Regions from separate parts of the Homo sapiens genome. Here region 1 is linked to region 2. Evidence: chromatin loops called from intact Hi-C (ENCODE). Cell type or tissue: mammary epithelial cell. All regions are shown on one strand.

Evidence for each region. Peaks named below come from ENCODE experiments on the same cell type or tissue, not always from the same donor. Only the 100,000 strongest peaks of a DNase experiment are listed, where the experiment ranks them.
Region 1: it touches region 2 in a loop (7-fold over the local background); 3 of 110 quality-filtered maps call a loop at or near these places.

What each region holds. Positions count from the first base shown.
Region 1 is chr14:91,646,067-91,654,066 of GRCh38, reverse strand. All of the region lies in intron 15 of CATSPERB (catsper channel auxiliary subunit beta), which reads left to right. Among named protein-coding and RNA genes, the nearest start is that of CATSPERB, 82 kb to the left of the region's middle. RefSeq lists an enhancer at 7,520-8,000. In mammary epithelial cell, a CTCF peak has its summit at 3,963; a DNase peak (open chromatin) is centred at 1,196.
Region 2 is chr14:91,832,321-91,840,320 of GRCh38, reverse strand. The region is part of intron 1 of TC2N (tandem C2 domains, nuclear); the gene reads left to right. It overlaps LOC124903362 (a long non-coding RNA gene), which reads right to left and starts at 227. Exons shown (of 2, transcript XR_007064307.1): 1 at 113-227. In mammary epithelial cell, no CTCF peak of the experiment used is centred here; a DNase peak (open chromatin) is centred at 3,660; H3K4me3 peaks cover 2,020 bases; H3K27ac peaks cover 1,086 bases.

The sequences.
Region 1 (8,000 bases), 190 kb after region 2:
TTCCTTCTTCTTCTGTTCTTCCCACTCTTCCTGTTTCCATCAAGTTCATCATTAAAGGTGCAGCACTGGTCAGATCTTCTATTTGCTCTAACATAGTGTAGGTGAATTATTCTTGAGACCCATCTGCTTCACCTCATTTAGATAGGACTTGGACCCATTTTCTCAACTCAGTAAAGTGCCTTGGAAAGTGGTAAACCTGGCTTCACTTATGAGGGCTTGATTTTTCCCTTTACTTTTCCTTTTGATATCTTCTCATCCACTGTCACCTTCTTATATGGTTTGGCTGTGTCCCAACCCAAATCTCAACTTGAGTTGTATCTCCCAGAATTCCCACATGTGGGAGGGACCCAGGGGGAGGTAATCAAATCATGGGGGCTGGTTTTTCCTGTGCTATTCTCATGATAGTGAATAAGTCTCACAAGATCTTATGGGTTTATAAGGGGTTTCCGCTTTTGCTTCCTCCTCATTTCTCTCTTGCTGCAACCATGTAAGAAGTGCCTTCCACCCTCTGCCATGATTGTGAGATCTTCCCCAGCCATGTGGAACTGTAAGTCTAATTAAATGTCTTTCTTTTGTAAATTGCCCAGTCTCGGGCATGTCTTGATCAGCAGCATGAAAAGGGACCAATACACCTTCTTACTTGTTAGAAGGGTATAACCGAGAGCCTTCAGGATTTTGTTGATTTACCTTCCTTCTCTCAATATTGCCTCAACAATGAACTATTATAGATTATTGGGTAACTTTTGAGATTGAGGTAGACTTGGAGATATCTTATTAGGTCTAACAGAAATTAGAAAAACACTGTCACCAAGACAAGACAGAGGCTGTGTTTTTTTGTTTGTTGTTTTTAACACACAGCATTTTTTATTGTATAGTTTAAAATTTCTTCTGATCTCCAGTTTCTTCTGATCTTCAGTCTCTGATACGATTTTAAATGACGAAGTTTCTGATATAACTTCAAAAAGCATGGTTTTGCAGGCCTCAATATTTTGTCCTTGATGTTCACCAGCAAAAGCAGTTTTACAGTTATACAATCTCCTCTATTGGTCCTTCCTTGTTTGAGAATAAGGACAGACCACAAAATCCTGATGCTATTTCTCCAGATCTTCACCACTCAGTTTATTTATTCTCTATTCTGTCAATAAAGCTTTTGTTTAACTTATGTCAGTATCAAGATTAATCCATGTGGTTTGTATGTCTGAATCATGTGTTGAGACAGCAGCTGTGTCAACCTAAGATTCTGGTGATCAGACTTTATATGATTGTGAAATAAATGAAAGTAATTGTGAATATTGTTAGGAGCACAATGTTGAACGTTTCCAGTATTCCAGAAAGCTCCCTCTTGCCTCTTGCTGCATTTCTTTTTTTTTTTTTTTTTTTTTTTTTTTTTTTTTTTGAGACAGAGTCTTGCTCTGTTGCTCAGACTGGGGTGCAGTGGTATGATCTCAGCTCACTGCAACCTCCGCCTCCCGGGTTCAAGCGATTCTCCTGCCTCAGCCTCCCGAGTAGCTGGGATTACAGATACCCGCCACCATGCCCAGCTAATTTTTTTTTTTTTTTTTGTATTGTTAGTAGAGACAGGGTTTCACCTTGTTGGCCAGGCTGGTCTCAAACTCCTGACCTCAAATGATCTGCCCATGTAGGCCTCCCAAAATGTTGGGATTACAGGCATGAGCCACTGTGCCCAGCCTAATGGTATTTCACTGAAGATTTAGTTTGCATGAGTAATAATGTTAAGTATATTTTCATGTGTTCATTTTTATATCCTTTTTTGTAAATTCTTTTCAAGTCTTTTTTGAATGAAGTTTTGATTTGAGTTACTTTTCTTACTGATTTCTATAAGATTTTAATGTATTACGGATATGATTTTTTGTTAGAAATATGTCTTGGAAATATCTTCTTGTAATTAGTGGCTTGTCTTATTTATCTTCTTCATGGTATCTTTTGAACAAAAATTATTAATTTTTGAAAGCTCAATTGACCAATCTTTCCTTTTATGGTTAGCACTTTTTACTTCTTGTATTCTATTTAAGAATTCTTTGCCTATCCCAAAGCTATGAAGATATTCTCCTGTTTTCTGGAAATTGGTTGTTTTAGATTTTATATACAGATCAAAGTAAAATCTCTAATTTTGTATATGTCATGAAGTGAGGTTCATTTTTTTCCCTGTATGACTACCAGAGCCTCTACTCTGGCCTTGAATTGAATATTCATCCCAAGCTTTTCTTTCTGCTTTTGTAAGCTCTCCAATATATCCATAGAAGTCATGCCACCCCACAATCTTTGTAAAAATTATGGTTGTCACTGTAATCAACTGCAGCTACTCCAATGGACCACCTCAAGTCTTGCCCTCCACAGACACTGCATCCCACACTCGCCACAGAGATAATTTGAGTAATTGTGAAGCCCTTGCTTGCTATGGTTTGCCAGGCATAAGTGGTCATCTGTTCACTCATTAAGTGTGTAAGCAACTCAGTCCCAGAATCCCACCACTATATTCTATGCCTTAGGGACACTGTAGGTAAAAACACTATATCAGTTTTGGACCATGCAGGAAACGTAATTCCTCTCAGGTGTTTTACCTGAAGAAGCTTTACAAGGGGACTATTTGCAGAGGGCAGACATAGTTAAAGGGAGCAACAGTGATAGTAAAATATCCAGAGACTAGCAATGGAAGAAAGATGTTACAGTCTCTTTGCTTAGAGGGGGGATAAGATAGATAGATGGCATTACTAAAGCCCAGTCAAAGCTGGAATGGAGTAGGGACCACCCTTTAAGAGGTGTAATCTAGGAAGCTCACAGCCACCACAAAACCACACCACCAAAGCAAGAAGAAAGAGGATGAAAACTACCTTAACTTCTGTCTCCTTCTCCTTTCTTAACTCCTGCTGCTGCATTTCATTTGCCAAGCCCAATCAGGAGTCAACTGGAAACAGCACAAAGATTGCAATTCATAGAAATCAGTCTTCCATTGCACCAAACAGGAAAGAGAAAGTCTGAGAGTGGATCTGGAGGAATGGCCAAATAGAGAATAAACAGCACATATTGTGAAATAAAAACCAAAATAGACCTAGCAAGATAATGTTGGAAACAGTAAAAATAACACCTAAGAAAACTAAATTGTCAATAAAAATTATAGAATATTAAAAATTATAAATATAAACTATAGAAACATACCCAGATGTAAAATGAACAAATAAGTGGAGAAAATCTAAAATAATAAATATAGATGCTAAAGATTCAGGAACTGCAAAATTGTAGGGATTTCTAGTGATGAACAAAAATTGTGGCTGTATGTTTCTCTCTTTTATCTACAGTTTCTGGCATAGTATAGCCCTCTGATAGAAATGGGTGGGTGGATGGATGGATGGATGGATAAATACAAAAAACAGAAAGAACAGAGGAAACCAAAATCAATAATGACATTAATTTTTTTAACTAAAAGCAAAACAAACCAACACTAAAAGCAGAAACACTCTTCGAAATGGGAAATGTAAGTCAATTTTAAAGAAACAAAAATCAAGCCAGCCTTGGATTCTTCTGCTGCAACAATGCCTGTTGCATATTCTAATATAGAACCTCCAAAAAAATTAGTTTCACCTAAGAATTTGGAACCAACTCAACTCATTATTCATATTCGTATTCATTTTCTAAAAGAAAAACATAGAATTCTTCTACAACAAATTATGGTGATTCCTTCCGTGACACTGGTTTTACTGATAAACATATGTCCTATTGCTTTATTTTCTTCTCTGCACACACAATAACTTTGTTTGAAAGCATTTTAAGCAGCAATAAAACTCAACATGTATTGCACCAATGATCTAGGAAGCTCAGTTAAAGTGATGACACTTTATAAAAGTTATAAATAACTGATTTATAAATATTTATAAAGTTATAAATAACTGAGACAAAGTACATGCATGGGTAGGCAATTGACCACTATGGTTTCAGTGCCCTCTGGCTGACAATGATTGTAAGACACATCAATTATAAGACGTGTCTCAATTCCCAAGCTGTTAACATGTGAAACATGCATTTCTTGCCATATTTATCCACAAAATATGGCATATTGAACCTTAGCAATTACAACAGCAAAGTTTTGCTACTGAAAAGCTCACGGGAGCATAAGAAAAAGCCTGACTACATGTGATTCAGAGGAAATAATTATAAATATTATTGACACAAAAAATAAAAACACAGTGAGAGTCTCTCAGAACCACATGATAAAATAATCAAGAATTTAAAAGACAAGAGGAATAACAAAAAGTTAAAACTAAAAAGCCAAGGTTTTGCCATCCCTAAAAGGCAATCCAAAATACTATCTCTTTATCTGAGTATAACTTTACATGGAGTTAGGAATTTTTTTGGAATCCTTTATTGTGATCATTCATGGAATTTTTTTAAATGTGCATGCTGGCGGGCGTCTGTAATCCCAGCTACTTGGGAGGCTGAGGCAGGAGAATCGCTTGAACCCAGGAGGTGGAGGTTACAGTGAGCCAAGTTCGTGCCACTGCACTCCAGCCTGGGTGACAGGCAAAACTCTGTCTCAAAAAAAAAAAAAAGTGTGTACAATACAAGTCTTAAAAAGCAAAAGAAGGCTAGATGTGGTGGCTCATGCTTGTAATTCCAGAACTTTGGGAGGCCAAGGCGGGAGCATCACTTGAGCGCAGGAGTTCAAGACCAGCCGGGGCAACAATCTCTACACACACACACACACACACACACACACACATATATGTATACATTTAAGTTTGTGTATATGTATTAAAGCAAAGGAAACAGAATAACCCATAAAAATAGACATGAAAGAGAGAAAAGACATAGCAGAAAATGTACAAAGCATAAAATAGAATAACCAAAAGTAGAGCTGGTCTACAGTTATCACCATAAATGTTCATTTATTCAGCAGCATTTATTGAGTACCTCGTATATGCCAGGTACTGTTCCAATCACTAAGGGTACAGCAGTCTCTTTTCCTGTGGAACTTACACACTTGTCAGAAGACACTGATAATTAACAAATAAACCAAAATAGGCTGTATGTAAGATAAATGCTACACAGGAAAAAAAAAAAAAGCAAGATAGGTGAATGGGAAGTGCCAGGTGAAGTGTGTGTTGCGTTGTGTGGTGTAGCATGTATTGTGGTCTGGGTGAGCGGCCTTGAAGCAGATGAGGGAATGAGCAGATATCCGAGGTAATCTACATTTCTCCATTAAAGACAGAGTCTTATTTTGGATTTTAAAATCTTGAAATATATTGCCAGGAGTGAAAAACTTAAAGCTAAAGTGGAGAGAAAAAAATATAAATAAAGATTTGAACAAGTATGTGAAACACACTGGGAGAGAAAGCAGAGGCAGTAATGTTCATATTCACACAGAGCAGGAATTTTAGGCTGAAAGTATTCAATAAACAAAGTTCTTTCTGTGATAAAATATAAATAGTACAAATATATCATATTGAGTCAATGCTCTAAAAGAATACAAGATATGTAAATATACAAAAATGAACTATAAGGAACATGAGAAGGAATCAACTGAAGTGCCAAAGTAGAATACATTTGAAATTGACAGTGTTAAATCTTTAATACATGAAGATCAAGATAAGACTATAAGGGAACATTCCATGTAGAGGAATTAAGATGTTGTGTTGAAATATAGGGCACATGTAGTATACTATAGCTAAATTTCCTAGGGATGACTTATTGATGATAAGACCAAGCAGGTAAACTGAACCCAGTTTTCCATTTGAGTCAAGCTAAAGAATTTCATCATGCCATTAAAAGATTATTAACATAATCATATTTGTATTTTAGAAAGATCATATGGGGAATATACTGGAAAATGTAAGATTTTTGGCCAAGTGATATGTTGATAAGAGGCTATTTTAAAAGCTGAAATGTGATGATGAGGGTCTGGATTAGAAAAGTGGCCACAAGTATGAAGAAAACAGTGGCAAATTATGAATGAAACCAGTGGGAGTTTGTGAAGGATTGGCTGTGAAATAGGAGGAAGTGTGTATAGTCAAGAGTTACACATAGGGCAACTGGATGAGTAATGATATGATGAACATCATCCGTAGAACACAGTATCCAAGGGACTTCCATTTCCAATTGTGGCTTCAGTTTGCTGCTGAGAATAATTTAACAAAATACTTAGATAAATTATTTTTTAAATTGATAACCTGAAAAGCTAATAGAAACAACCAGGCCAAACTCTAAGGGAAAACAAAACCTTGGTGATATGGTTTGGCTGTGTCCCCAACTAAATCTCACCTTGAATTGTAGCTCCCATAATCCCCATGTGTTGTGGGAGGTACCTGGTAGGAGGTAATTTAATCATGGGGGCAGGCCTTTCCCGTGCTGTTCTGGTGATAGTGAATAAGTCTCACAAGATCTGATGGTTTTATAAAAGGAGTTCCCCTGCATAAGCTCTCTTGCCTGCTACCATGTAAGATGTGACTTTGCTCCTCATTTGCTTTCAGCCATGATTGTAAGGCCTCCCCCAGCCATGTGGAACTGTGAGTCAATTAAATCTCTTTCCTTTATAAATTACCCAGTCTCAGGTATGTCTTTATTAGCAGCATGCAAACAGGCTAATATACTTGGAGAGGTAAAGAGGGCACACAGTACCAAAGTCCTTTTGACCTGAAGAGATTTACAAATTCCTGCAAACTTAGACTTTGAATTTGGTGGACTAATGAAGAGTTATGGCCCTGAGTCTACCCAGGTAGTGAGAATATAGATGGTGTGCCCCACCATACACCAGAACCCCTGAGGGCTCTACCCTTACGATAAAGATTAATCAGAGGTAAATCCATACACACTCACACATATCCCCAAGGAATACAACAAAGTCGTCTTGTTAAGTGAGTAGGAAAAGAAAAAGAGAGAAAAAAACCTGTCTGAGAGGTTATGGCCATTGGAAGGCCCCTGTGAGATTTGCAGCCCTGATTTGCATTGTCTGGGATTACAGGTGCCCACCACCACACCCAGCTAATTTTTGTATTTTTAGTAGAGATGAGGTTTCACCATGTTGGCCAGGCTGGTGTCCACCTCCTGACCTTAGGTGATCTGCCCGCCTCAGCCTCCCAAAGTGTTGGGATTGCAGGCATGAGCCACTGCTCCCAGCCATTCATGATTTTTTAAACAAACATTTATTAAAGCATGAATAGAATGTAACTTCTTGATTAAGAGTATCTAGGGGGGAAAGAAGCTATAGCAAATATCCAATCATATTTTCTAATAACACACCAAAAGCTTTTGCTATGTCATCTACCACTGCCTCTATTCATCATTGTATTGGAGGGCTGAATTAGTCTAGACAGGCAAGAACAATATATTAAAAGTGTGAGATTGGAGAGGAAGGAGCCCAGCTATTCCTGTAACAGATTATCTAATTGTGGAGATAGACAACCTCAGGCTCGTGTAGCTGAAGCAGAGTAAGCATTGCAGAAAGTCATAGGAGATAAGGTCAGAGAGGGACTGGAATTCATACCACGGTGGCCCTTGGAGGGCATTGCAAGGATTTTGACTCTTACTGAGAGAGAGGTTGAAGCCATGGAGAGTTTTGATGAGGAGAGTGGATGAAGTGACTTAACATTTTGAAAGTGTTACTTTGGATGCTTTTTTGAGAACAGACTGAAGGGAGCTATGGGCAGAATCACAGAGACCAATTCGGAGGCACAAGAGAGATGACAGTGGCTTGTACAGGGTGATAGTGGTGACAGAGGTGAGAAGTGGATGGAGTCTACATATATCATGAGGCTAGAGTCAATAGGATTTCTGATGGATTCGATGCAGGGTATGAGAGAGAGGAATTAAGAATGACATTGAGGGGAGGAGCCAAGATGGCCGAATAGGAACAGCTCCGGTCTACAGCTCCCAGCGTGAGCGACACAGAAGACGGGTGATTTCTGCATTTCCATCTGAGGTACCGGGTTCATCTCACTAGGGAGTGCCAGACAGTGGGCGCAGGCCAGTTGGTGCGCGCACCGTGCGCG
Region 2 (8,000 bases):
AATCTATATGTCATCATTCATGACAGTGCCTATCAGAGTAAGTAAATCCAGGTGTTAGAAAAAAACCCCAAATATTAGTGGTTTAACACAATAAAATATATTTTTCACTCACATCACCATCCAATCAAAGTTAGTGGGCAGTGGAGAGAGCTTTGTTCTATGAAGCCAATCAAGGACCCAGACATTTCTCCCATCTTGTCGTATTGTGAGCTTTAGCAATGGTTAGCATGGTTTAGTCCAAGGTTGTCATGGAATGGAAAGAGGGAGACAGTGGGGTGAAGGCTCACCTGTTCTTAGTTGCCTAGATGCAGAAGTGAAACTCTATTTCTGCTCAAATTCCATTGGTCAGAACTGGCCACATGACCTTACCTAGATGCAAGGGGAGTGGCTAGGCAAAGCAGTTTAGCTTCATGCCCAGGGAGAGGAATTGAGGTTTGGTGAGCATCCATGACACTTTTGAAATGTCACTTCCTCTCTGAAGCAAGTGCCTAGTACTGCACCTGTTACATGGCAGGCACTCAGAAATATTTTTTGAACAAATACATGAAATGAATGAATATGTATAGGCTTCTGCTGTTATGTTCTAAGGCAGAAAATGGGAAGGAAATAATTTTGAGAGAAGCAAAAATCTGTCTGGTACCCCCAATGTATTCATGACCATTTATTTGTAAAATTATTTCACAAGCACTCTAGGAATTTATACTCTTTGAAAGCTGTTTTCATTTATTCAACAAACTGTTGAGTGCCTTCTATATCAAGTGCTATGCTGTGTGCTCAGGAAATAGAGGTGGAAGTCATCATTCCTGCCCATTGGTAACTCACTTGGAATGCATCTAGAGGGAAGTGGGAAAAGAAGCCAGTAATCACAGCTATGATGTAGGCACCATGATAGAGATACAGATGGATTGTGGTGGTTATGCTGGGAAATGGCACCTAATTGAGTCAGGAATGGGTGTTGTGGGGTTTCATTGTCTAGAAGAGGTGGTATCTTGGTTGGATGAACATGAGTTTGCTAGTTGATACCTGTAAGAGAAGGGTAGAGGGAATGGTGTGTGCAAATTCGACAGTTTATGGAACTGCAATTCCTTCAGTAGGTCAAAAAGGTGTGATGGAAATACTGGGAGATAAGGCTGGAGAGGTAGGCTTGGGCTGAGTCACAAAGCACTTCTAAACTGCATTAAATAAAGAATGAATAGGGGTTTAGAGTAGGAATTATGCGATTTGTCTCTATCAAATGAAAGAATTGATACACACAGTAATATCTAAGCAGCCACGTTATCCATATTGACCAGTCTATTTTTCTCCTTAGATCGGCCTCAAATAATATAAAATTGCTAAATTAAAAAATAAACAAAAACCCGTTCATAGTATTTTGAGGACGATCCTTTTGTGGGAAGAGATTAGAAATAAGAGCACAAAGAAAGGTGTACAATATCCTCCATTCAAGTAGCCTTGCCTCAGATAGAACAGGAAGGAGGCCCATTTCAAGGAAAACAAAGGAATTGGCTTCATGATTTTACAAGAACTGTATCTGTCAATAGAGAGGATTCTTCTAGGAAAATGTTTTAAGATGGACTAGGGAAGAAAACTAGGAACAATTAGGGGAGCTCCTGCTCTTGGTACTTCTGCATCAGTGAAGAGTTTGTTAAAGTTGTTCATTTAAGGAACCAAGCATCAGCTCACTTCAATTAGTAGTTATTGAGCATTCATTCCTCCTTCATTCATTCAGCACATTTCAATGACACTTTTGTGCCCTGCACTAAGTCAGGTGCTGCAAGGAAGTAAAAGTTATGGTCTTGCCCTTGAGAAGATTCAACTAACACATGAATCTAGTGATTTCTAACCAAGGATGTGCTCTCCTTAGGTATCAAGGGAAGCTGGGCACTGTGGCTCATGCCTGTAATTCCAGCACTTTGGGAGGCTGAGGCATGAGGATTGCTTGAAGCCAGGAGTTTCAGACCAGCCTGGACAGCAAAGCATGACCCTGTCTCTATAAAAAAATTTAAAAATTTAGCCAGGCGTGGTGGTATGTGCCTGTAGTCCCAGCACACTTGGGAGGCTGAGGTGGGAGGATGGCTGGAGCCCAGGAGTTTGAGACAGCAGTGAGCTATGATTGTGCCACTGCAATCCAGTCTGGGCAACAGTGAGAGCCTGCCCAAAAAAAAAAAAAAAAAGGAACAAATGAGAGAGAGACAGAATGAATATTAGTCTAAAACGCCTTGGAGTTCAAAGTTCAGATTCAAATCTTGACTGTATGTTTGGGCAACCACTAACTGGTTGTCTGACCTTTAAATATTTTCAACTGCAAAATGAAGATAATAACAGCTACATTGCAATTTCCAGGATTAAATGAGATGACTCATGAAAGTTTTGTGTGAACAGTGCACAACTTTGCAAACATTTGTGATACATTATTAAATGTGAACGTACTAGGAGTTGAAAGCAGTGGTTTTCAAAGTGTTTGTTGAAACACTAATGCCCAAGATTGGAAACAGGCCTTTCTCAAGAAAAGAGTTCTATGGTCAAACACATTTGGGAGATGCAGGATCAAAGAAAGTAAAACATGGTTCTTATGCCTGTAAAATGCTAGTATGCATTGTGAATCTCAAGGAAAACAAATATTTTGTGTCTCTCTCCCCCACATTAATGTGATCTGGTGATCTACCCCTACTCCCACTGCAGCATCTCTAGGACCTTGAGATGGACAGAACTCACTCTGGGAAAGACTGCTCTCCAGAAGGAAAAGTATGAACCTTTCTTTCAATTTTACAGTCCCACCACCCAGGCTGGCACCGTGGCTCAATGCTTGTAATCCCAGCACTTTGGGAGGTGGAGCACTTTGGGAGGCAGAGGTGGGAGGATCACGTGAGTCCAGGAGTTCAAGACTAGCCTGGGCCATATAATAAGACTTCATCTCTACAAAAAATTAAAAAATTAGCCTGGCATGCTGGCTCGCGCCTGTATTCCCAGCTACTTGGCGGAGGGGCTGAGGTGGGAGGATCACTTCAGCCCCGAAGGTCGAGGCTGCACTGAGCCACGGGCGCACCGCTACACTCCAGCCTGGGCGACAGAACCTCTGTCAAAACAAAACAAACAAAAAATGCTAAGCCATTCTTCATCAGACAGTCTAGGAAACTCATTTCCAAGCAGTGTTGAGATTTCCACCAAGGAAGCCCAGAGAAAAGGGCCAGGCCCCCCGCTTTACCAGGGTTAGAGGGGATCCCTCATAGAATCGGGGGTGTGAGGTGCTGTGGTGGATACATTTAATATTCTTTCCAAGACACCCATTGATGGCAAGGCAGTAGCAGATAGCAACAAAAGCAGAGAGCAGGGCTGATCCTCAAAGACTTTATAGACTTTTTATAAAAACTCTAAAAGTCAAGTAACAACATGACTACTCCGCTTCTAAGTAAAGTGTGCATAAACATCGCCAGAAAGACTGCCCCTGCCTCCCCAAGTCAGAGAAGTTTCCTCAGGCCAATAGCTTCCCCTCTCTTCCCCCTCCTACCGCTTGTCTCCCTTCTTCTCCCAAAACACACCCCACACCTGGCGGCATTTTACACCTTCCCAGGAAGGGGCTGCCAAGCGCGGAGTCGCGGAGGACGCAGGCGCAGCGCGGCTCAGGTACGCGGGAGGCCCCGCCCCTCCGCGCCCAGCCCTTCTGCGCCACTCCACTCCCCGCCCTGCCCCGCCCTGCCTCGCCCCTCCCCGCCTTGCCTCGCCCCTCCCCGCCTTGCCTCGCCTCGCCCCTTAGCGCCCGTCCCGAGGGGCGGGGCGGCCCTGGTGGGTGGTGTGGGAGTGGGTACGGGGAGGGAAGTGGAGGGGAGGGGGTAAGTGATAGGGTAGGGGAGGCCCTGGGAAAGGCAGGACCTCGAGGCGCGGCCGCGCGAGGTGACCGGAGTCACAGTTCCCGCAGGCGGCGACAGCAGAGCGCCCACTGCCTCCAGCAGGTAACCGGCCGCGGCCGCGCGGCGCCGGCCCAGCGCGGGCGTGGGACGTGGAGACCCGGAGGAGGGCGGCGGGACCCGGGCGGGGAAAGGCGCGGCGTGGCTTGGCTCAGGTGCGCTTCTCCCACCTGGCAGCTCGCTCAGGGCTGTGGGGGGTGCCTGTGAGGGCGGCCCCGCCTTGCGGGCTGGAGGTGAGTGTCAGTTCTGTCTCTTTTGTCTTTAACTTTCTTTAAAATGGGGCCGTGGTGGGGCCCAGGGGCTGTTCCCACGTCTCCTCAGCGACGCCTGTGTCGCGGGGGCCTGAGAGAGCTTTAGGCCCCGCGACAGCTGGAAGCGCGGTGGTCTGGAGGGCACCAGGGGTGGGCGACGGGGCGAGGCTAGGTCCCCGCTGGCCAGGTGGGCGGCTCTGCCTAGGGGGACCCGTGACCGGGGACGGTGGAGACCCCAGCCCAGGCGGGGACGGCCGCGCGCCGGGCGCCCGGCTCCCTGCTCCGTGCTCGGGCTTCCGACGGCGCGTCCAGGTGGTTTCTGGGCTCTGGGGAAAGAGAAGCGAATTTCCTTTCCCTGGCGGGGTCTGATGAGAAGAGCTTCGCAGAGGGTTTTTACCTGTGATGTTTCTGAAACTTTGTGAAGTGGCGAAAGGGTGTTAAAAGTGTCCCTTTACTGTGGTGTTTGCAAACCACAATCTACCCAGCTAGGTTTTAGATTTGACTTCTATTTCTTCCAGGTTTTCCTTTGCTATGGTTTTCTTTAGAGGAAGATACTGTGGATGAACTGTGGGCTATAGTGCACACCGATAGACATCTGGGTATAGACAAGATAGATGCCAAGCCAAAACCATTGATTTCTTTAGAACATTTAAAATACAGCATATAAAAGGATTGCTTTTGTAATTGAAATATTATTCTAGTTCTCCCTTTAGGTAGGCAGTTAATAGAAATTTGTTTTCCCTGATTAATATTGTAGAACATAGCCTGGAAAATATTGAGAATTAGCAACAACAACAAAATCCATTTACCAGTTTCATATTTTGATGTGTAACTTCAGCATGGTTAAAAATTGCTTTTTCTGGAAGGAGGGAGTAATGTTGCTTGCCTTTGAGAGCTGGGATATTTGCTTTTTATCATCTCTTTTGTATTTTGTAATTTTTGCTAATGAATATGAGTTACCTTCATAACTGAGGAAGAGGCCATAATACAAATTTATTCTTTGTTTAACCCTTCATGAAAAATTTAAGTATATCTTGTATTTTATTGACTTCATATGAATTATAATTGTGCATTTACGAATAAAACTAATATTGAGAGATTAATTCAGGTGGAGAGAAAATGAGTTTGAGATTCTGGCGGGACATCTGGCATAGCTGTCTAGTGGATATATACCAATAGATATATTGGTATCAGGTTTTCTGAAGTCAAGATCAGACTTACAAATGTTGGAAGCAGCAGTGGATTTGTGGTGGTTAATCCTGTAAGGGTGTAAGAAATCATTCAAGTAAGTATAGTGTAAGAAGAGGGCAAGACCAAGGATGGGGAACACCAGCATTAAGCGATGGGTAGAGACAGCCAAGGAGTCTGAGGAAGAGCATCAGGAAAGGAGGAAATCTAGGGGGCAGTGGTCTCATAGAAGCCAGGAGAGGAGAGTTTTAACAAGGAGAGAAGTCTATCTGGGAGTCAAGAACTGATTACGTGCCTATTGTCTTTGGAAGTTAGGATGGGGGCTTTAACCTCAGCAGACATAATTTAAGTACAGTGTAAGGGTAGAAGCCAAGTTTGAATGAATCTGAGGAGAGAATAGTGATTCTGCACTCACAAGTAAATGTGAGTTTAGAATCCGTATTTTGAGAAACAAAGGTTAGAAGGAGAGGCGATCCATTGATTAGGGAGATGATTAAAAAAAGAAAAGAAAAGAAAAAAGAGAAATAAGGATGATAGACTACCTTTGTGTTATCCATAATAATTACAAATTTTAAAAACGAAGTGCATCATTTCATAACATTGTTCCTCTCTCATGGTTAAGTAGCAGAAGCTGAGAGCAAGAAGCTGAGCATGTTGAAAAGAACTATTCGTGGTAAAGTAGTTATGCCCCGCCCCATCCAAATTATGAACACAATTTTAGTGGTGTTTTGTTTGGTGTATTGAGTTCAGGTGTTATAGTGTTTAAGTCACACATATAAACTGTGTTGGACTCTATTTTACCTGAGTTCCAATATGTTGATGTTCTCAACTTGCTTTTAAGTTATGCGGTTCTTTTACGTATGTCCCAATGGTTCTTCTAAAAATCTTATGTAGAAATCAGGTGTTGGGACTAAAGCAGAATCTGTGAGGCATACATCATTTAGGGCCTTTGCTTCAATTATTATTATGCATTCAGGGGAAAAAGCTCTTAGATTAAAATTTCTGTATAATGAGTTTCACTTCAGTCTTCGTTGAAAGTTTGATTTTTTTTTGTTGCTCAAGAGTTCAGACAAATCATTTTATGAGTATTTTCCTTAGGAATATGAAAAGAATAGTTAAAATGGAAAAGGCTGGCAACCAAGTGTTGATGAGGATGTGGAGCAACTGGAAGTCTCATAATCTGCTGGTGGAAGTGTAAATTGGTGTAGTCATTTTGGAAAACTTTTTGGCATTGTCTGCGAAAGTAAAACATATGCATAAGCTATGCCCAAACATATACCCAATAAAATTCTAGAAAATGCAAACTAATGTGATGGAAAAACACATCAGTGGTTACTTGGGGGTAGGGGAAAGAGAAAGTAAGGAGGGATGGATCCAAAAGGAGTATGAGGAAACTTTAGGGGATGATGGATATATTCATTTTCTTGATGAGATGATGCTTCTACCAATGTGTGTGTATGTATTTATATGTATGTATGTCACTCATTTAATTATACATTTTAAATATGTGAAATTTACTGTAGGTAAATTATACCTCAGTAAAGCTTTAAAACAGATTAAATAAAAATAAAGAATAGAAGAAAGGCACATCATTTAAGTATATTTACCTCCTTCAAATACTATAGTTATTTCAGGGTAATATAATTATGGATAATTTTTATTTTATTCATATAGTTTTCTGAATTTTTAATGTTTTGTACCACAACCATGTATTTATTTACTTCTTAAATGAGAAATTATTTCATATGTGCAAAATAGTACTTTTGACACATCTACAGATTCAGAGAATACAAATAAAATAAATAGCCCCGTGCCTATGTATTGCTTAAGAAATATACATAACCAACATTTTTTGAAGCCAACCTGTGTATTCTCCCTGATTATATCTTTTTCTTTCCACTCTCCTTGATTCTCTATATGGTTTTACCACATGTCTATGCATTCCAAACACTGTGTTGTTTAGTCTACTTTGGAACTCTGTATAAATGATATTCTACTATGTGAATCCTATGGCTTTGCTTTTGCACATTCTGTGAGATTCCTTCATGCTGATGTGTTGTAGTTTGTTCACTTTTTATTGCCGCGCATAATTTCATTGTGTGACTTTACCATTCTTTATCCATTATCCTGCGGATGGATATTTAGGATGTTTTCAGTCTTTTTTTTTATTTTTTTGCTTTTAAATTTAATTTTTACTTTTTTCCATTAAAATCTGTTTTTAAGTGACCCTTCTAACTCATGTCTCTTTGTGTTCATGGTTTTAAAAACCTTCAGTTTTGCTGGAAAACACCGGATTGTTTTATAAAGTGGCTGTACCAGTTTATAGCCTCACAAGCGGGATGTAAGTGTTCATTTTGTTCCCTTTTTCAGCAACATGTAAGACACTTCTACATTCGTAATTACCTGAATTTTTTTTCTTTTAGACAATCGGGTGAGAAATGGTATCCCATTGGGGGTTTAATTTAAATTTCCTTAATTACTGATGATGTTGAACCTTTCATTGTTTATGTTTTGTGGGTGTTTATGTCTTTGGCCATTTTTTTGTTGTTGTTTTTTTACTTTAAAACATAGATTTTTTTTTTTTTTGAGACGGAGTTTTGCTCTTATTGCCCATGCTGGAGTGCAATGGCATGATCCTGGCTCACTGCAACTTCTG